Regions from separate parts of the Homo sapiens genome. Here regions 2, 3, 4 and 5 are each linked to region 1. A link is a loop called in an ENCODE intact Hi-C map of the cell type or tissue named here. Cell type or tissue: B cell. All regions are shown on one strand. Region 1 has its middle 190 kb from the start of EFCAB11. Region 2 has its middle 130 kb from the start of FOXN3-AS2. Region 3 overlaps FOXN3 (forkhead box N3). Region 4 overlaps FOXN3 (forkhead box N3). Region 5 overlaps LOC107984635 (a long non-coding RNA gene).

Region 1 (4,000 bases):
CATTGCATCCCTACCAGAGGAAGGATAGTAGGAGAAGAAGGGCATGGTCACACTGAGCTGCAAGGGAGGTTGGTGGCCATGTGCCCAGTTATTCATAAAATTTGGGAGCTCTAGTACCAAGGCAGAAGGGAAGAACAGGCATTGGGGGCCATCCACAGCTTCTGCCACACCTGCCTCCCCTACTCCAGACACCTGGCATCACCTCTACCCTTCATCTGCCACCTCACCCCCGCTCTGGAGCTGACCGACTCCCACACAGAGCAGTCAGTGAGTTAATGTCCATGGTCATGCTGTAGGACTGCTGCTTGGCACTTCTGTGCCTGCATACCAGAGAATTGTACTTCTGAATCAGTTTCCCTCCCAGCACCCCTCTTCCATGATGGCGGCCTGTCCAGCTCTTGCCAGTGCCCTCTCTATGGAGTCTAGTCTCTCTCTGTCATGCCCTCAATCTCTCCAGACACTGGCTGGGGCCCTTTTCTGATGGACCCACCACCCAGATCCCAGTATCAGGCCACCCAGCTTTCAGGGTCACTTCCTGCCTAGATCTTTGCCTCACCTCTCTCTACCTCTTCACTGAGTTGCTCAAACTACACCTGAACTTGACATGCTTATTAGCTTCTCACCAATGATGACAGTGAGCAAAGTCTTTTTTTTCCTGGAAAGGACTAATTCCAAAAAACCATAATTCTTAGGAGCTATGTATTTTTCTTTCAAAATAAGAACTTGAATCCCAAGAGAAAATGTACACCCTTGTAGTTTAGATCACAAGGGCATGACTTGTCAACTCAGAGAGTGGCCTACAGCCTTGGTTCCATCTCTTGCTAGCTGTGGGACTTAGGCATATAACTTACCATCTCCGAGCTCTGGGTTCCACAACTGGAAAACTATCCTAAGCACAGCACCTACCTTTCAGCACTATAAGGAAGATTATGGAAGATTAAATGAGGTACACTGCCCGGTGCATGGCAAGCACAAAGTAAAGTTACTTATAATAATAATTGATTTATAATAACATGAATTTTAAATATCAGTAAATTGGCACTGATTTTTTAGTTGCTAAAATGTTACTGCCTGGGCTTTTGTGAGAAGTAGTTCAGTGCAGTCAGCGTTTCAATTTTTCATTCTGAAATCTTGTCTAACTCCTTACTTCCTCCTTTCCCTGGTGGACTCAAGCAGTGGAGGTCCCAGTGTGCCTTACACCTGAGGAGGTGTGGTGTGTACATCAAAATCAAGCCTGCTTCCTTTTGGTAAATAGTTACACCACACCAGGCGAGGGCCTGCCTACTCCAGTGTGGCCGATGTATTTTTCCAAACCCATAATCAACCCAGAGATCATTGGCCCAACCACATCTGCTGCCCTTGATATTACATCTTGGAGTGGCAGTTGAGGGCCTGGCCAAGTAGAGAACTTGTCTTTTGGGGATGAAGTAGCATTCTCCCCCAACTCTCACTTTCTTTTCTACACGTGGATTTCTTTCTGAGTCTCATTTTATCTTTGTCTTTTTGGCTTTCTTTGTCTACACAATTGTTTTATTTATTTATTTGCCCCATCCCCCTACTTTTTTTGCAATGGGGTCTCTATGTTGCCCAGAAGCATCTGGAACACCTGGGCTCAAGCGATCCTCCCATCTCAGCCTCCCAAGTAGCTGGGACTACAGGCCCGAGTTACCACATGCAGCCCCACGATTGTTCCTTTTTACATATTAAATAACCTATGCTTAATTTAGAAAATGCAAAAAATGAAAAGATGGGGAAAAAAACCAAACACGTAACTCCTGCACCTTGGTGTGTACCCATCCAGAACACTACACATGCACACAATTTTTGTTTTCTCGGAAATAAAATCATATGAGCTAGACCAGTGGTTCTCAATCAGGGTGATTTTTCCCCCACAGAAGACATTCAGCAATGTCTGCAGACATTTTAGGTTGTCAAAACTGGGGCAGGTGGTGATACTGGCATCTAGTGGTTGAGGCCAGAGATACTGCTAAACATCCTAAAACGCACAGGCCAGCCCTCAACAACAACAAATTACCTAGCCCCAAATGTCAAAAGGCCCAAGGTTAGGAAACTCTGGTCTAGACCACGGTTAAGCAAACTACTGCCCTCCTGGTTGGCTACCTGTTTTTATAAATAAAGTTTTATTAGAACACGGAGATGTCCATTCATTTCTATGTCATCTATGGCTGCTTTGACTTACAACGCAAGTGAGCAGTTGTAACAGAAACTGTGTGGTCACAAGTCCTAAAATAAATATGAGCCACATATGAAATTTCAAGTTTTTCTAGTAGCCACATTTTTTTAAAGTACAAAAAAAGCAGGGGAAATTAATGTTAGTAATATGCCCCAAATATTATCATTTCAACCTTGAATCAACATAAAAATTAATGAAATATTGTTATATTCTTTTATTTCCATATTAAGTCTTCACTTACAGCACTTCTCAATTCAGACTAGTCACATTTTTTTTTTTTTTTTTGAGACGGAGTTTTGCTCTCATTGCCCAGGCTAGAGTGCAGTGGCACAATCTCAGCTTACCACAACCTCCTCCTCTCAGGTTCAAGCGATTCTCCTGCCTCAGCCTCCCGAGTAGCTGGGATTACAGGCACGTGCCACCACGCCCGGCTAATTTTGTATTTTTAGTAGAGACTGGGTTTCTCCATGTTGGTCAGGCTGGTCTCGAATTCCGACCTTAGGTGGTCCACCCACCTCAGCCTCCCAAAGTGCTGGGATTATAGGCATGAGCCACTGTGCCTGGCCCAGACTAGTCACATTTTAAGTGCTCACGTTGCTGGTGGCTATTGTATTACACAATGCAGGTCTACACTGCATTTTTCACTAAACTGCTTTTTTAAATTATTTTACTTTTAATTTTATTTTATATATATTTTTGAGACGAAGTTTCACTCTTGTCACCCAGGCTGGAGGGCAGTGGCGCGATCTCGGCTCACCACAATCTCTGCCTCCTGGGTTCAAATGATTCTCCTGCCTCAGCCGCCCTAGCAGCTGGAACTACAGGTGCATACCACCACACCCGGCTAATTTTTTTTTTATTTTTAGTAAAGACAGGGTTTCACTACGTTGGCCAGGCTGGTCTCGAACTCCTGACCTCAAGTGGTCCCCCTGCCTCGGCTTCCCAAAGTGCTGGGATTATAGGTGTGAGCCACTGTGCCCTGCCACTAAAAAAAAAAAGTGCTGCTTTTTTTACTTAATGGAAATAAAAGTCTTCTCATGTCCACCATATATTTTTATATCTCTTTTAAAGCGTTCAACTTTTTTAAAAGATTCCAATTTTCTGGATGTTTATATTGCTTCTGAGTTTCACAATTATGAACGATTCTGCCACGAACATTCTTAGATAAAGCTTTTTCACCTCATCTGTAATTATTTCCTTAGGATAAACTCCCAGATGTGCGTCAAAGAGCAAAGAAACATTTTTAAGGGTTTTGAAATATATATATTTTTAAGAATAATACCTTCCCTACAAGATGATTACAAGAATTACGTTAGTACATGTAAATCAATTTTATTAATTCAAGTAAGGTCAATAAAACTTAAAATAGTAGGCTGGGCACAGTGGCTCACACCTGTAATCCCAGCACTTTGGGAGACAGAAGTGGGCAGATGACGAGGTCAGGAGATTGAGACCATCCTGGCTAACACGGTGAAACCCCGTCTCTATTAAAAATACAAAAAATTAGCCAGGTGTGGTGGCAGACGCCTGTAGTCCCAGCTACTCGGGAGGCTGAGGCAGGAGAATGGCATGAACCCAGGAGGCGGAGATTGCAGTGAGCCGAGATTGCGCCACCGCACTCCAGCCTGAGTGACAGAGCGAGACTCCCTCTAAAAAAAAACAAAACAAAAAAAAAACAAAAAAAACTTAAAATAGTAGAACCTGGCACATAAAGGCACTCTATAAATACCATCTATTATTGGTATCAGTATTGCTCCTGAATTTATCTCCAGCACTGTGGTTCTAATTATACTTCCACTAACAATG
Region 2 (4,000 bases), 66 kb before region 1:
GGTATACACAGTTTCATCGTTTTTTTCCCTCCATAGTGCTAAACATAAAACTATTCTGTTCAGACTTTTGGTTTAGCTTTCTGAATTTATCTTCTACCCTCCACCATGCAAATTAAAGGTTCTGTTTTGATACTGGGAAAAAATGATCTAAGATTAAGAGGACATTGTGTATATGTGTGTGTGTGTGTGTGTGTGTGTATAAATTAATTTTATATGATCACTTGTCCAAACACAATCACGTTTTCAAACTAAAAAGTGTGTCAAAGTGGTTTTAGAAGAAATTAAATAGTCTGGCAAGATGAAGAATAAAAAAGTTCCAAGTGAATGATCCTTTGGAGTGGAAAAAGGTTAGCTGTGAATATGCTTTTGAAATATACTACAGGGGATTCTCATCCCAAGATTATGGTCGTTCATGCCTCTAGGTTTAAGTGTTGCTCAATCAGCAAGGTGCTCAATTCACAGTGATTGCTGCGCATTTCCTTGTTGATCAAGAAAATGCAGAATCTCAGCGCAGACACATTTACCAGCACATTTACCATCAAAATGAATATAAGAAATAAGATTTTGATTTAAATTTTCCAGTTGCAGCAGATCGAGAAAAATATGTGCAGGAGAGGATTCCATTTGAAAAGCTCTGATTCAAATAAGTCCAAAGAGAATGCATCTCTATGTACCTAATGTTGCCTTCGAATTAGACAGTAAGCTTTTCTCGCTCAGAGCCCTTGTCAATTTGATTAAACTCACAAACATGTGACTGACTCCGCCTCTATTAAAAACACTCAAGCCAGAGAACGACTGAGAAGCGTGTGGCTTTGTCTTTGTGAGTGGGTCTTTTGGCCAAGCGATCATTACACTAGCTAAATGGGTGTACGGTTAAATTTAATACTCCACAACTGAATTCTCCAATCGCAGCTCACTGCAAAAAGTGATTTAGAATAATGCAAATTTGAGTCCAGAATCTAGAACACCCTTCCAGGCACGGAGGTTTTCCGTTTAAATGGCCCTCGGGAAATAACACTGATTTTCAAAGTCGTTTTAAAAGGCAGCTTTTGGCAGCTGCTATCTTTTGCATATTCTCTTTCCGAGATTAAAGAACCTTCAGGTGACAACACCTAGGGTAAAAGGATGGGACATCAGGCTGCAGACGTGCGTATGCGTGTGTGCACACGCGTGCAGTCTTGACTAGGTGTGGAAAAAAGGTCCGAAGAGATTCCAAAATCAAAAAAATTCCCTTGGCCTACTCCGGCCCCGAAGACCAACTCAGACCCCACCAGACAAACTGGAAAGTCTCCAAGCTCTCAGTCGCCCCAGTCGGCGGGGGAGTGAGTGGGGCCGACCGGCCTTGCGGCCCTGCCACCTTTCGGGGCGACTCGGTTTCTCCACTGACACCCCCGGGCGCGAGGTCTGGTCCATCCCGGAGTGGGAGCTAGGCAGGGACGCCACCTGGCAGCCCACTCTGGGCCCCTGGCCCGCGTTTCCCGCAGGCGCCGGCGGCGTCGGGCGCGGCCGCCGCGCTGCCATGGCAACGGCGGTCCGCCCCCCCCCCGCTTCCCGGCGCCGGCGCGCCAGCGGGGCGGGGCGGGGCGGGCGTTGCTAGGAAACCGGCGGCGGGCCGCCTCCGCGGCGCGGTCTCTCGGCTTCCACCCTTCACCTACTTCCCCTGCGGGGCCGGAGTGGGGGAGGGTCGGGGGAGGCCATCGGGAAGCCACGTGGTGGCCCGGGGCCTCGCGGCTCATTCTGCGTTGCGCCGTCCCTTCCAGGTCGAGTTGACGGCCTTTTCCCCCTTGGCGTACAAGTATTGAGTCCCGCGCCCTGGGAGGGAGACGGCGCTCAGCAAATTTAGATGAATGCAACGCTTCAACGTGGGCTCTCGACCTCTGGTCCCCCATCCCCTGCCGGCTCTATTAGGACAATGAAGTCCCCAAACTCCACTGGAGGGTTCTTCACCCACTCTTCTTCCCCTCCAAAGGAACCATCTCTTGAACTTCACGAAATCCAGGAGCAATGCTAAGCGTTTTGTATACATCACCTCATTTTCAATCCTGTGAGGTGGGAGCTGGGAACTTCATTTTAACAGGAATAAAATGTGGCCTACAGCTGGTTGGGGTGGAGCCAGGACTTGAAGTCCAGTTGTGCTTATTAACTTCAAGTGTCTGCCTTTTTATAATGCTCAAGTTCGTCCTCTCAGCTGCCTCTTGGCTAGCCCAGCATCCCCCTTTGCTGTCCAAACACCCACACCAGCCAGGACACACTGTCTGGAACATGGTCTGACAAGGGGATTAAAAACTTGAAATCAAGGTTGTCCAAAAAATCTGGGGCATACGGTTTATGTTGATGTATCATTGATAATTTACAGATGTCCCACTCTGTAATGTACTACCAGAATAACCACTTATGATCATCAAATTCTTAGGAAATGAAAATCCAAACCAAAGACAATTGACTCATGGTAGGTACTCCATTCTGGGCTTTAACATTTTTTTTTTTTTTTCTTGTAAACCATAGCTGTTCACTAAGTGTTTTTTTTTTTTTTTTTTTTTCTTTATTTCCTTGTCACTGACTTGAAGCTCGAGAGTGTATTTTCTACTAGGGAACTGTCTTGGGTTGCCAAGGATTTGCGTGCAAGCAATTTATTAAGGAAGAGCTTCCAGGAGAAACTAGAAAGGGAAGCAGAATAGGAAAGAAGCAGCCAAGCAAGGGAGCAATTTAAGGTGAAGTTCCAGCCCCAGCAAGATCCCCAGCTAGTTCTGGAGCATAAATTAGAATTTATCCCAACTTGAGGCAAGGGAGCTGGGGTTTTCATAACCCTGCACCAATTAGTCACTGGCTATAGTCTTTCCTGGAAAGGGTGGGGGGACAAAAATACCTAGCACTTCTGGTTCTGAGGTGAGTCTGGGTGAGTCTAGGCACTTAATTTAGACGCGTTAAGTGAGTCTAGGTGCTTAATACCTCTTCTGCAGTGAAGTGGCTCCTATAGATTAAGGGAAGGAAGTTCTCTGAAGGAAGGGGTATGAACCTTTAGGAGTAAACCACTTAGAAGCTGGGGCTAGGGGCAATGAACTGGAAAGGGGGATATGAAGGGATCTGGGCAGAGCACCAACAACACCCATGACAGTCCACCCCCTGCACCACTTAGATCCACATGTGCATTAGTTCGTTCTCAGGCTGCTATAAAGAAATACCTGAGGCTGCAAAATTTACAGAGAAAAGAGGTTTAATTGGCTCATGGCTCTGCAGGCTGTACAGGAAGTATGGTGGCCTCTGCTTAGCTTCTGGGGAGATCTCAAGAAACCTTCAATCATGGTGGGAAGTGAAAGAGAAGCAGGTACATCCTACATGGCCAGGGCAGGACCAAGGAAGAGAAGGGGAGATGCTACACACTTTTAAGCAACCAGATCTTGCCATAACTCACTCATGAGAACAGCACCAAAGGGGAAATCTATTCCCATAATCCAGTTACCTCCCACCAGGCCCCCACCTCCAACACTGGGGATTACAAATCCACATGGGATTTGGGTGTGGACACAAATCCAAACGATATCAACATGCTTCTCACGTCAGTTTCACTTCATCATGTCACAGCTTATTCAAAAAAGACAGACCATAGATAGCCCTTGCTGCTGCAGCTGGTCCTAAGACAATAACATATTCATCATCTGTATTAGTTCCTTCTCATGGTGCTAACCTGAGACTGGGTAATTTATGAAGAGGTTTAATTGACTCACAGTTCAGCATGGCTGGGGAAGCCTCAGGAAACTTACAATCATGGTGGAAGGGGAAGCAAAGACATCCTTCTTCACATGGCTGCTGGAAGAAGAATGAAAGCTGAGTGAAGGGGCAAGCCCCTTATAAAATCATCAGATCTCATGAGAACTCACTCACTATCACTTGAATAGCATGGGGGAAACCACGCCCATGATTCAGTTACCTCCCACGGGGTCCCTCCTGTGATACTTGGAGATTATGGGAACTACAATTCAAGATGAGATTTGGGTGGAGA
Region 3 (4,000 bases), 380 kb before region 1:
AACCCATTCATCACCTTGCCCCACTGCTTGTCAGACCAAATCCATTCTCCTCCCTATTCCCCTCGCCTCTAAGCAGACTTAAACCTAGATTCTTACTTCCCTTCCTTGTCTGCCTACCCTATGACCCCCACAGCTATCATCAGAGCCTGTGGGTTCTACCTCTGTGACAGTAGGTCTGGTGTCACCAAGTGTACACCTTGCTGCCAACCTAATTCCATCCTTCATTATAACCCGGCTGGACCGCTGACCCATCACTCTACTTCATTATACTTCAAATCCCACTCCCACACTCCATGCCTCTCCGTGCTCCAAGCCTTCAAATGTTCCCCAGTAGAGACACAAAACACCCTCACTTCCAAGCCTGAAAGTCAAGCCCTTCCCAACATGGCACCTTCCTATCTTTCTGGCCTTCTCTTATGCCAACCCATCTCTGTTCCCTCATGTTCTCCACTTCTACAAGTTTTCTCTCCAAATGCATCTATACTCATCTGCATTGGCTCAAGCCACTGTCCCTACCCCACCCACAAATGCCCTTTCAGGTGGGGCAGGAAGCACGTGGGTTTGGGAATAGGAAGGATCTGAGTTCAGATTCTGTTCTGCTCCTTCCTAGCTGTGTCACCTGTGATCGGTTACCTAATTGCCTCTCTGACCCTCAGTTTCCTCATCCATAAAATGGAACAATCATTGCCACTTTACAGAGTGTTGAGCTCTTTAGATAACATATGAAACCGCTTGGCAAAGAGGGGATGGTGTTTGAGGCACAGAAAACACAGACAAAAGCTTGGAGGTCTCCTTGATGATGACATGTACGTGAAAGGGACGGTGAAGAAACTCCCCAGCTGGAGGAAGTGCCCTCCTGGGTCCAAGACGGGAGAAGCAGTAGCAGGAGGCTCCCCAGCAGGGATCCACCCAACACCATTCCCTCGATACTCTATTGCTCAGAACACTCAAGCAGTTTTGTGTTTGGAGCACAGTTTTGGGTGGTGTTTTTTTTTTTTTTTTTTTTTTTTTCCTTTTTTGGCTAGAGTCAGTACCATCTGTGAATTACACTGCGGTAGCCAGGTTTTTTGATAATTTGAATAAGACCTCAGGGAGTCTGAACTAAACATATGTCCCTCAAAAATATAAAGTAATTCATATGCTTTCATCTATTAATTGGGAAAATGAGCTTTTATCAATGTCTAAATGTTCACGAACAGGCAGAGAAATGTCAGGTTCTACCACATGTGACACGGCAAAAAAGACATCTTCCAATGCATGAGGCTTCTCCAGGCAGACATGAAGAGGGACACACTAGCCTGATAGAGCAGGCAAAATGACGACAAAAATCAGAGGTGAGTGTATTGCACCAAATTAGGTTGGTGCAAAAATAATTGCAGTTTTTGCCATTACTTTCAATAGTTTCCCAGAGCTGCCATCACAAATTAACACAAACTTGGTGGCTTAAATCAACAGAAATTCTCTCACAGACCAGAAGTGTGAAATCAAGGAGCCGACAGGACCTGGGGAACATCCTTCCTTGCCTCCTCCTGGCTTCTGGCGGCCCCCGGCCGATCTTGGCACTCCCTGGCTCACCCCTGCATTGGTCCAGTCTCTTCCTGTGTCATCTTCCCCACGTATCTGTTTCCTTTCCTCTCCTCTCCTCTCCTCGTAAGGGACGCTAGTCAATGACTTCAGAGCCCACTCAAATCCATTCTGACCTCATCTTAACCAATTACATCTGCAAAAACCCTATTTTTATTTTTATGTATTCATTTTTTTTTTTGAGAAGAGTCTTGCTCTGTCGCCCAGGGTGGAGTGCAATGGTGCGATCTCAGCTGACTGCAAACTCTGCCTCCCAGGTTCAAGCAATTTTTGTGCCTCGGCCTCCCGAGTAGCTGGAATTACAGGTGCCCACCACCATGCCCAGCTAAAAAAAAAATGCTATTTTAAAATAATTAGGTCACTAAATAAGACTCCAGGTGGACATGAATTTGGTGGGGGGGGACATTTCAGCCCACTACAGTGATAACAGAGAACATCAGGGGATATGCTACAATCATTAGAGCTGAAAGAACCTCAAAGGTAACCTTTTCCACAGATGTTAAACAGACTTCTTCTCTGATGCCAGCCCCAAGGGACTGGTGGTGGCTTCTGAGAATGGTGCTCACAGAAGCAGCTGAGGATGACAGCTGTGGCCAGCGATGGATGGCTGCCCTGGGCGTGGCATGTGGGAGAGGAGATCAACTCCTCACCTCTGCGCCCACCAGCCTGCTTCACTGTGCTCACTTTGCAGATATAGAAACTAAGCCTGTGAAATGCTGAAGTGATAGTTCTACTTAGTGGAAGAATCAGGACCAGAACCCAAGTCTCCTGAGTCTGCATCTGACAACCAGCTCTTCTAATACGTACCAGGAACATACAATTCTGAGTCACAGACAAGCTACTTACTATGGGCAGACACTAAAAAACAACTAATGACTTTCATTCATATAACATGGTTTCATCCACTTGGAAAACTGTTTTTGTAATCTAGATTAAAAAAAACTTCCTTTCTTCAACAAACATCAGCCCCACACCTACCACAATACCAGGAATGAGTCCTAGGAATACCTCATCTAGTTGTAAAAATATATATATAAAGCAATACAGAGATGCAGAGATAAAAATAAGCCCTGTCTTATGGTTCCACTGAGAAGAGGGACATGACCCAGCCTGAGCAGGGAGAATCATGGCAGACTTCTTGGAGGCGATGATGGCTGTCAAAGTCTACAGGATGAACAGGCCTTAGCTAGGGGCAGAGAAGGATAAGGTCATGACTAATGGCAGGAACAACAGCCTTGATGGCTCTCTGAACTGGAGCTAAGGTTGCTGTACGTGTTGTAAATTACATGGTTTTATATCCCATGGAGAAACAGCCTTACAATGAAATCTTTTTATAAACTTGCACCTGGAGATTATGTCTCTCCCCTAAGTCGGCATCTTACCAGGGAAGGAGAATTATGGAATCTGCCGAGTTTCCATTTTTGCCTTGGCTGTCAGGCACTCAATCACAACAAATATATTAGGTCAAGAATTTGGAATATTTGCTTTCCCCTCTCTCTACTGCATTTGTCTATTTTCAATTTTTACCTTAGCGACCTGATTGTGACCTATATGTCTTATGGCAAGCCCTATGAAAAGGAAGTGGGGTATAAATTATAAATGTGCCAATAAAGAATACTGGCTAATACCTACATAAACATGCTAATAAAGAATATTGGCCAATATCTATAGAGAGGGTCCGGGAGGTCTAAAATCTATAACCCTATCACCTTGAGCCTAAGTTAAGATGCCACATGGCCCATCTTTTTCAAAAGTCCAAACCCATCAACTTCAGAGAGGAAAAGGCTTAATTAATTATAGGTAAAGCCATCCGTGTCCTGAGGCAGATGAGACCAATTTCTCTCTGAATAACAAAAGCTGAGGCAAACATTTAAAAAAAAAAAAAAAAAAAAAAGGAGGGCTGGGTGCCATGGTTCACGCCTGTAATCCCAGCAGTTTGGGAGGCAGAGGCAGATGGATCACCTGAGGTCGGGAGTTCAAGGCCAGCCTGACCAACATGGAGAAACCCTGTCTCTACTAAAAATACAAAATTAGCCAGGCATGGTGGCACATGCCTGTAATCCCAGCTACCTGGGAGGCTGAGGCAGGAGAATTGCTTGAACCCAGGACGCGGAGGCTGTGGTGAGCCAAGATCATGCCATTGCATTCCAGCCTGGGCAACAAAAGTGAAACTCTGTCTCAAAAAACAAGGAGTTGGCTAACGTTCTCTCAGGCCTCTTACTGTGAGTGTACATGAGAGGGAGAAAAAAGCAAAAGAGGAGAACAAGATGAGAACTACTTACGTAACTGAGGTGTCAAGATACTGGCTGAAGGCCATCCTCACAAAGACTCACTTCTACTCACTGAGAGAATAAAAGAATTGCAGATTCAGACTCACAACGGTTCTACTCTCCAACAACTGAAAACTTGATCTCTC
Region 4 (4,000 bases), 530 kb before region 1:
CTTCCCTCAGAGCTTTTTCAGCAAGGAGCAGAGAGTGTTTCCTGTCAAGCCAGCGGAACCACAAGAGCTGAATTGGTATCTCCAAGCAGGCAATTTTCCTAGTTGTAAATAACCAGCAGTTTTGTGGGAATCAATTAGGAGGTTCCCATCTCTTCTTTGGAAGTCTTATTTCAGCCATCCATCTTCCTTTGTTAATTTCGTAAGCGGGGTTTAAGAGATCCAGAGAGAAAGATCTATTTTCTGTCCCTCAGATTTCTTGGAGGGGGGAGGAGCGGTTTTTACATCTTTCCCATTTAGAATTCAAGTAGAGTACTTTCAAGTCACTCTCCCTTTTCAAGGCCAGGAAACTGCATGGGATTTATGTACTATGTCTAGCAACAGAGGTGCAAGGCCTGAAAGAAAATTATAGAGTCACAAGGCAAATGAAATAGACATAGGTGCAAAGAAGCTTTTATTGCAAAGATGCAGATGGCCTGCACACCAAATTGCATCCTTTGGAGCGGGTTCCTGAAGTCAAAGTCCAATATAACATGGTTGCCGCATTAACCAATTGTTCAGTCTTAGCCCATGCCTCTACTGTCAATCGTTTTATTTATGGTGATGATAATAACAGTCATATCAATGATACTAATATTAGAAGCTACCAATTATTGAAAACCAATCATGTGCTAGCTACTTTAAATATATGGTTCTTCTATTGCTCACAACCACCTTGCAACACCAGTCTTATGATCCTATTTTCTAAATGAGGAGACTGAGACCCAGAGAAGGTCACATGACCCATGAATTCTGGAGCCAAGAGGGTCTGCACCCAAGTTTATGTCTGGAAGACCAGTGGTTGTAAAGACAATCTTGTCCCACAAGGCCATGCTCTCCCTCTTGTTCATCCAGCAGTGACTGGTCAAAGCTCCACTCTGTGTGGAGCAGACACATCCCTTTACTAAGTATCAAAAAGATAAGTACAGAATGAGCCTTGCTGAAAACTTGCCATGGCCACACCTCAAAAACATGGAGAAGGGCCTTTTACTGGGTACCCAGACTTCTCGATGGACACACGATGGGTCTCAGCAAACCTCCAATCAGATCACTTTCCCCAGAACTGACCAGCACTTGGATCATTATCTCTTTGGAAAATATGATGTAACAAGAAAAAGCAATTCAATAGGAAAAAAAAAAAATGAGCATGGGGCATGAACAGAAACTACACAGAAAAAGAAATACAAATGGACTTCCTTTCCAGTTAAGGAAATAAATAACAACAGAATATCACTTTTAACCAATAGTGAAGACATGTGTGCAAAGATACATGCAGGAGTATTCACTGCAACACTGTTTGTATAATGCCCACTACCAGTGGTGGCTTGAATACATCTGGTACAACCATACAGTGAAATACTCTGACATCAATAACAAGGATGAATAAATCTGTATGCACTGATACAGAGAAAGCTACATGATAAAAAAAAGTCAGGATAATGCACATGGCCTGTGCCCATCTGTGTAAACATCCACACACATCCAGGGCTGTGTAAAGGCATCAGCTGTCAAATGATACAGAGGAAACTGGTCATCGTGGTTACCTCCGGGGAGGAGGTTAGGAAGCTGTACTTCCTTGACAAGAGAATGCCGTACTTTTCACTATATATCTTTTGGTATAATGTTTTTTATTACTATTTTTTTAAACAACATACTAAAAAGAAAAGGAGAAAGGGCCTGAGTGGAGCAGTAACCTGCCTGGGGTCCCACGAATGGCCCAGGGGTAGGGCCGGGCCTGGCTCCCAGGACTCCCAGCCCAGGGTTCTTTCCACTGCAGCAGCATGTGTATAGACAGTTTGATTTTATTCCCTCTACGCCTCACTCAATACTTGCCACCCACAATAATCACTCTTGGAAAAACTGCACCCACTTCCCAGTGATTTTATTAGTTAGCAGTGACTCTGACAAGCCTCCATTTTCCAATTAGCGCTACCCCCCATATCACTGACACTGGCATCCTCTGAGTGACATGTAGTGGCTGAGCCAGACACTCCCTAACCAAAGTGACACAACGGCATTGCTCTTCGATGGCCTATGGCTCCAAGTGCAACCCAAACGTTTAGACCGATTTTAGATTTCTGTATAGATAGCTCATGCCAAGCTTAAGTTCACACGAATGTTCACAAATATTACTTGGCCTGTAAATTATTCCCAGCAAATTTTCCATTTCAGGCCAACTTCTACTCAGCCACTTCCCTATTAACTATCTACTGCTCTCTGTGCATGCTCATGAGGTGGCCACCGTGAGCTTGTGAAAATTCAACCCAAAGCCACCATGGTGGCTGAATGAGACAGACACACGTGGGTTCTGCATTTTGGGCTCAGCCAGCATCAGTGACCCAGCTTCCTCCTTTCTGGCTGTGTGACATCAGGTGATACACTTACCTTCCAATCTCAGTTTCCTCCTATGTAAAGCGGAGTGCCTCAGGAAAGAACCAGAAAGCCTGCTGGTTCTGTGGAAACAGTAACTGGAGTTGTTCATACCAATGATTCCTTTTCTCCCACTAGGCAACAGACAGTTGATTATAAATAGTTTTTTGGGATTCTCTTCAGAATCCCACGCTCCTGCCCTCAGTGTCAAGGCTCTGGGATACAGCACGTGGAACCCTGGAGAAGCATGAGAAGTTGCCACTGGAGGCTAGATAAGAATCTGGAGTCTCTGTCTCTCTCAAGAAAACAGAAAATGGGGCTCTGTTTGGGGTGTCTATCCCACTCGCAATGGGGGGCCTCTTCCCCTCGGAGCTCTGCCTCTCCCCACCCATGGAGAAAGCCCCTGGCTACCACGTTTTTTCTCCATGCTGCTGCTCCCCCGGACAAGGCGTCAGGACCAGGTAGGTCACATGCTTTCAGTGACTCCATTCACAGAACTTCTGTTGCTCCTGGGAAGTGGGCACTGGAACTGAAAGACAGCCAGGCCACCTGAGCTATTCTCTTCCATGGAGGATATTTGGCTTGAATGCCACAAGGTGACCACTGATCATCCTGCACATGGCATTAGAGAAAACAAAGAGAACACAGAAAGTGACAGAGAGAAGGTACGAGTGGTGCCCGCGTTCCTGGCAGCCTTCCAGGTTCCAGTCTTGATGACCGCCAGCTATTATACATGCTTGGCCTTGGGGTCCTGAGAGACCCACAGTACTTCCTCCAATAGATTCCCTGCCCTCATATATATATATATGCATTTCTTCCTAAACTTGTTGCTTTCTGTTACTTGCAACCAAAAGAAGCCTAAAATATTCTGATTCCTATCTGTATAAATCTCCATCAGTATTTGAGAATGGCCTGAAGGTGGCACTTTCCATTCTGAGACAAAGAATTACTATAAAAATGCTGAATTTGTGGCATTACCTTTATTTTGCCTGATTGCATTACTCAAACAGAAAGAGCTATGAATAATAATAATAATAACGATACCACTAAAGTAAAATATTTGACACTCACAAGATTAAAAGCTGAATACAGTAATCTTCTCATAATCATCACGGGATATGCAGCACTTAATCAACAATTACACTGGGAAAATGCCCGCGACTTAATGCTTAAGTACCGGGAAAAGGCAAAGGAGAAAAGTAGGAAATCAATGCAAGGGGAGCAAGAAGTGTATCCAATCTAAATACTGCATGTATTATGATAACAGAGTTCTACATTTTCCTATCAAGGCTATGCAGAAAAATAATAAAAACAATCCAAGAATACACACCCCAAACCAAAACACTCTCGTGAAAGAGCTATTTTTAAAAATCACTTAGAATATTCATCTGATGGTGACACAGTCCATTAATCGGGGTGCTTATTTTTTCTTAACAGCTTTATTAAGGTGTAATTTACACATTCTTTATGCCCAAGTTTCTTCCCCGAGTCCTGCCCCCTGATGGGAGACGGAAGTGGAATGGCCCATGCAGGAAGCCAGAGCCTGGTGGAATAAGAGGCAGCAGTGTGGCCGACGCAGGGAGGAGAGAAGACA
Region 5 (4,000 bases), 340 kb before region 1:
CGAGTGCCTGCAGAGGCTACCTGAGGACCAAGGTGGGCATGCCACGGTGTCCTGGACTTCTGGATGGAGGCCAGTCCCAGGGAGTGAATGGCAGAGCTCTCCGGAGGCTGCCCAGGCCAGGTTCAATGGGAGGGATGAACTTCATGACATCCGTTCCAAAGAAATCCCACCTGCTACTGGCATGCCTAGGCTTGTCTTCCCCACATACCAGCCTCCCAGGCATGTCTCCAAGGGCTCAGTGAGGAGGCAGCTGCAACAGTTCGCTTTCTCTTAATGATTTGGAGTTGGGAGGCACAGAGATGGGGAAGAGGTAATGACCATTCCCAGTGATCCTGGACCTCCGTGTTGGCTGCGACCTTGAAAAGTCATGCTGTCAACCCCTTTGTAGAAAAAATGCAGTTTTCTTTGTCCGTGGAAATCTGGCCTCGCAGATTTATTTGCTGTAGCAAGTTTCTTTACCCTCATCACACTGATACTCAGAATTGAAACAGTTCAAACCTACCCTGAAACATCCTTCTCCCTCCAAATTCCAGTGACATCCTCGGTCTAAAACGCCTGGCACCATGTGGGAGCCTGGCTCCGCTGCCTCTCAACGCACTGGCTTGCTTTTTGCTTTTGAGTAGCTTGAATATCAAACCAAGCACAAAGGGAATCATACCCAGGAGTTGCTGGAAAAAGCTCATTTCATCCACCTCATTCCCCCATTCTCTCTGGCAGACACAACTGATTTTTTTTTTTTTGAAGCCTGAAAAACTTCTCATTTAAACTTGGGGTGCAAAAGGCATGTGAAGTGGGAGAGTTGCTGCCTGGACCAGCGAAGGGTTAGCCAGGGAAGGATTCAACGAAATACAAAAGCCAACACAGACCTGAAGGGGAACAGGCGGCCCCAGCAACAACTGCCAAACTGTCATTTTGCTCCGCGGCTGAACAGAAGGCTCGAGTAATGACAACCACAAAACTCATTTAAAGTCTGAAAAGGTGACTAATGAGCTCATTCATGCTGGCTATAAATTATTCACTACAACACTGATCCCACTCAAGACAAACAGTAAAGTAAACTTTAAACACAGACATCGCTGGCCTTCCAAAGTGGAACAAGTTATGCCTGTAAAAGTTTTCACAATGAGAGAGATACTTGTCTCCCCCTTGTCTATTGTCACATTCGTTCTTCTGTTTACTTTTTTTTACTGCCTTTAATCAAGTTTAAGCAGACACAGCTGTTACACATTTATTTCTCTGAGTTTTTTTCCATTAGTTATTACAAGCAATCATGATGCTCTAAAAATAGCAGCAAATTATATTCTCTAGAAATTGAAGGCTGACCTTAAAATGAAGCCCAGGTCTTCAGAAAGAATATTCATATGCACATGTTGGATAAATGACAACAATGCACAAAGGCAAAATAAAAGTACAAAGCTTTTTCCACTCTTTGAGAGGTTTTTGATTTGCTTCCAAATTTCCTTTGGTTCTGGTGGAAACAGGTTGCTTCAAAACCTTACCATACAGAACCTGCTTCCAGTGGTCATGATTCCAGTTTGAAGGATTTTCCTTCAAACTTACAATCTTAAGGCAATCAAAGAAGAAATGTTTCATTTAGGCTTTTTCAGCACAGATAAACACAGCAGCAGGTTGCTGAAAACCCACCACATTGCTGCAGACTACTTTCGGTTTCCTGTTTAATATTAAATAAAGAATTTTAGCTCTTCTGTTTTTATAAACTGTGCTATTTGCTACTACTGTCACTACTAAAAGCATTATGACTGGGTGGATAAGTAGTCCTATGATTTTCAAGCCTTCTTTTTTCTTTAATCTTAGTATCTATTTTGAAGACATCGCGAGAGTTAAGAGTCTCAAATCTGTTTAATTGATTTTTTTATTTTTAAAAGGCCCAAATAAGTACTTCCGTTAGCTCTTAGATCTCTGAACATTATGTATTTTTAAACCACTTTGAATACTTTGAAAAGGGCCACAGAAAACACTCATATTCAAATACCACCAGACGGAGGTTCTGCCTAACCAAAAGTAAAAGCAGAAAAGTTTAAAGCTGAATTGTGCCCTGCACACACCTTGAGATTGTAGGGGTGAAATGAATGGTCTTGGGCCGGGGATCTTGCTAAAGGCATGATAAATCATGCGTTGCAGGCAAATTAAGACCCAGGCTCTAACTTGAACCTCAGACTGTGCCAAACTCCATCTCCATTTAAGGAAAATGGTTTTCTCAGTTTCTTGCACATGACCTAAAGGCTTGTCCAGTCATTTCCGTTGTCTGAAATGCAAAGCAATCTTTCTTTTTTAAGTAGAGAAAGAAGAGTCCTGAAATATTTATAGGAAAGTGCTTCACTACCTACTGACAGCAATGTGGTTGGTCTCTACGTGTTTAGCACATTTTTTTTTGTTTGCTTGTTTCTTTGAGACAGAGTCTCTCTCTCTCTCCCAGGCTGGATGGAGTGCAGTGTTGTGATTTCAGCTCACTGCAACTTCTTCAGCTTCACTTGAACCGGGTTCAAGTGATTCTCCTGCCTTAGCCTCCCAAGTAACTGGGATGACAGGCGCCCACCACCACACCCGGCTAATTTTTGTATTTTTGGTAGAGACAGGGTTTCACCATGTTGGCCAGGCCGGTCTTGAACTCCTGACCTCAGGTGATCCACCCGCCTCGGCCTCCCAAAGTGCTGGGATTACAGGCATGGGCCACTGCGCCTGGCCAGCATGTTTTTTATCCATGTTTCTGTAGCTAGTCAAAAGCCATTCTTTTGACCCTCTGTGCAAGAGTTCTTGCAGCTGTTTGTTTTTGTTTTTTTATTTTGTTTCGATATGTTTTATTTTTTTAGAGCAGTTTAAGGTTCACAGCAAACTTGAGTGGGAGGTACAGAGATTTCTCATTATCCACTGCCCCAACACAAGCATAGTGCTGTGGTTGTTGTTTTGAGAAAGAATTTCACTCCTGTTGCCCAGGCTGGAGTGCAATGGCACAATCTTGGCTCACTGCAACCTCCACCTCCTGGGTTCAAGCAATTCTCCTGCCTCAGCCTCCCGAGTAGCTTGGATTACAGGCGCCCGCCACCACGTCCAGCTAATTTTTGTATTTTTAGTACAGACGGGGTTTCACCATGTTGGTCAGGCTGGTCTCAAACTCCTGACCTCAGGTGATCCGCCTGCCTCGGCCTCCCAAAGTGCTGGGATTACAGGCGTGAGCCACCACGCCCGGCTGTGTTGTTGCTTTTTTATAATCAAACAATATGTGATGTAAAAACCCAATTCCAACCAAAGAAATAGGAAAATCATAAAGAACATCGCATTGCAGTCTCTGCTGCTCCACAACTCGCCACTAACTGGATCCCTGTCACCTCTCTGTGGAAGGGTATAAAGGAAATATTGGTTTGAAACTAAGCCAAATGTCCCATCTTTTCCTAGCAATGTGTCTTGCAGGCAGACTCCACCTCTCCATTTATGGGTGGGAGACCTGGAATGTCCAGTGACGGCCCTAACACCACCCTGCTCCTAATTTTCCTAGGAAGGACCAAAGGTGATGTCAATTTTGCCTTGAGGACATTCAAGGCGCTTGAACAACAGGAGTCAAAACAATGAACACCAAGTACCCAATGACTGCGATCCAAAGGATTATAAAACATGCATAACAACAAAAGCTTCCTGCAGGCCAGGCACCGTGCCAAGAGCTTTACCTGCATTATTTATTCCATCTTTCCACCACCCTTACAGGATAGGTGCTGTCATCCTCATTTACAGATGAGGACACCAAGGCTTCAAGAAGCTCACTCATTTGCCAGAAGTGAAATGCAAACTTAAAGATCCCCATGTCCCTCTGGCCTGCACAGCCCCACCGCCTTGACCACTGCTCTCACCTGTCTATTGCTATTCTCCAAGATCTCATTTCCAAGATCACAGAATGTAACTTTCTGCTGGTCATCTCTACCTCTTAGGCTTCTTCTTCACAGTTTTGGGGTTTTTGGGAGGGAGTTTTTGTTTTGTTTTGTGGCAT

Evidence for each region. Hi-C counts contacts between places; a loop is a spot of excess contacts. Peaks named below come from ENCODE experiments on the same cell type or tissue, not always from the same donor. Only the 100,000 strongest peaks of a DNase experiment are listed, where the experiment ranks them.
Region 2: it touches region 1 in a loop (4-fold over the local background); 6 of 110 quality-filtered maps call a loop at or near these places.
Region 3: it touches region 1 in a loop (11-fold over the local background); 2 of 110 quality-filtered maps call a loop at or near these places.
Region 4: a loop joins it to region 1, with 5 times the contacts of the local background. A loop is called at or near these places in 2 of 110 quality-filtered maps.
Region 5: a loop joins it to region 1, with 7 times the contacts of the local background. A loop is called at or near these places in 12 of 110 quality-filtered maps.

Annotation. Positions count from the first base shown.
Region 1 is chr14:89,766,002-89,770,001 of GRCh38, forward strand. No RefSeq gene overlaps it. Among named protein-coding and RNA genes, the nearest start is that of EFCAB11, 190 kb to the right of the region's middle. RefSeq lists enhancers at 1,182-1,451, 2,241-2,290. In B cell, CTCF peaks have their summits at 1,978 (motif pointing left) and 2,178; DNase peaks (open chromatin) are centred at 1,330 and 1,950; H3K4me3 peaks cover 403 bases; H3K27ac peaks cover 744 bases.
Region 2 is chr14:89,700,136-89,704,135 of GRCh38, forward strand. No RefSeq gene overlaps it. Among named protein-coding and RNA genes, the nearest start is that of FOXN3-AS2, 130 kb to the left of the region's middle. RefSeq lists a silencer at 1,530-1,589. In B cell, no CTCF peak of the experiment used is centred here; a DNase peak (open chromatin) is centred at 1,596; H3K4me3 peaks cover 1,346 bases; H3K27ac peaks cover 1,082 bases.
Region 3 is chr14:89,382,044-89,386,043 of GRCh38, forward strand. The region is part of intron 2 of FOXN3 (forkhead box N3); the gene reads right to left. Among named protein-coding and RNA genes, the nearest start is that of FOXN3, 33 kb to the right of the region's middle. RefSeq lists enhancers at 1,729-1,848, 1,909-2,078, 2,089-2,288, 3,960-4,000. In B cell, no CTCF peak of the experiment used is centred here; a DNase peak (open chromatin) is centred at 2,168; H3K4me3 peaks cover 590 bases; H3K27ac peaks cover 2,668 bases.
Region 4 is chr14:89,239,114-89,243,113 of GRCh38, forward strand. All of the region lies in intron 4 of FOXN3 (forkhead box N3), which reads right to left. Among named protein-coding and RNA genes, the nearest start is that of FOXN3-AS3, 110 kb to the right of the region's middle. In B cell, no CTCF peak of the experiment used is centred here; a DNase peak (open chromatin) is centred at 2,368.
Region 5 is chr14:89,428,805-89,432,804 of GRCh38, forward strand. It overlaps LOC107984635 (a long non-coding RNA gene), which reads left to right. Exons shown (of 2, transcript XR_001751025.2): 2 at 534-2,268. It also overlaps a transcript of FOXN3 not described here. Among named protein-coding and RNA genes, the nearest start is that of FOXN3-AS1, 13 kb to the left of the region's middle. RefSeq lists enhancers at 1-899, 3,309-3,862. In B cell, no CTCF peak of the experiment used is centred here; DNase peaks (open chromatin) are centred at 997, 2,067 and 2,800; H3K4me3 peaks cover 2,660 bases; H3K27ac peaks cover 4,000 bases.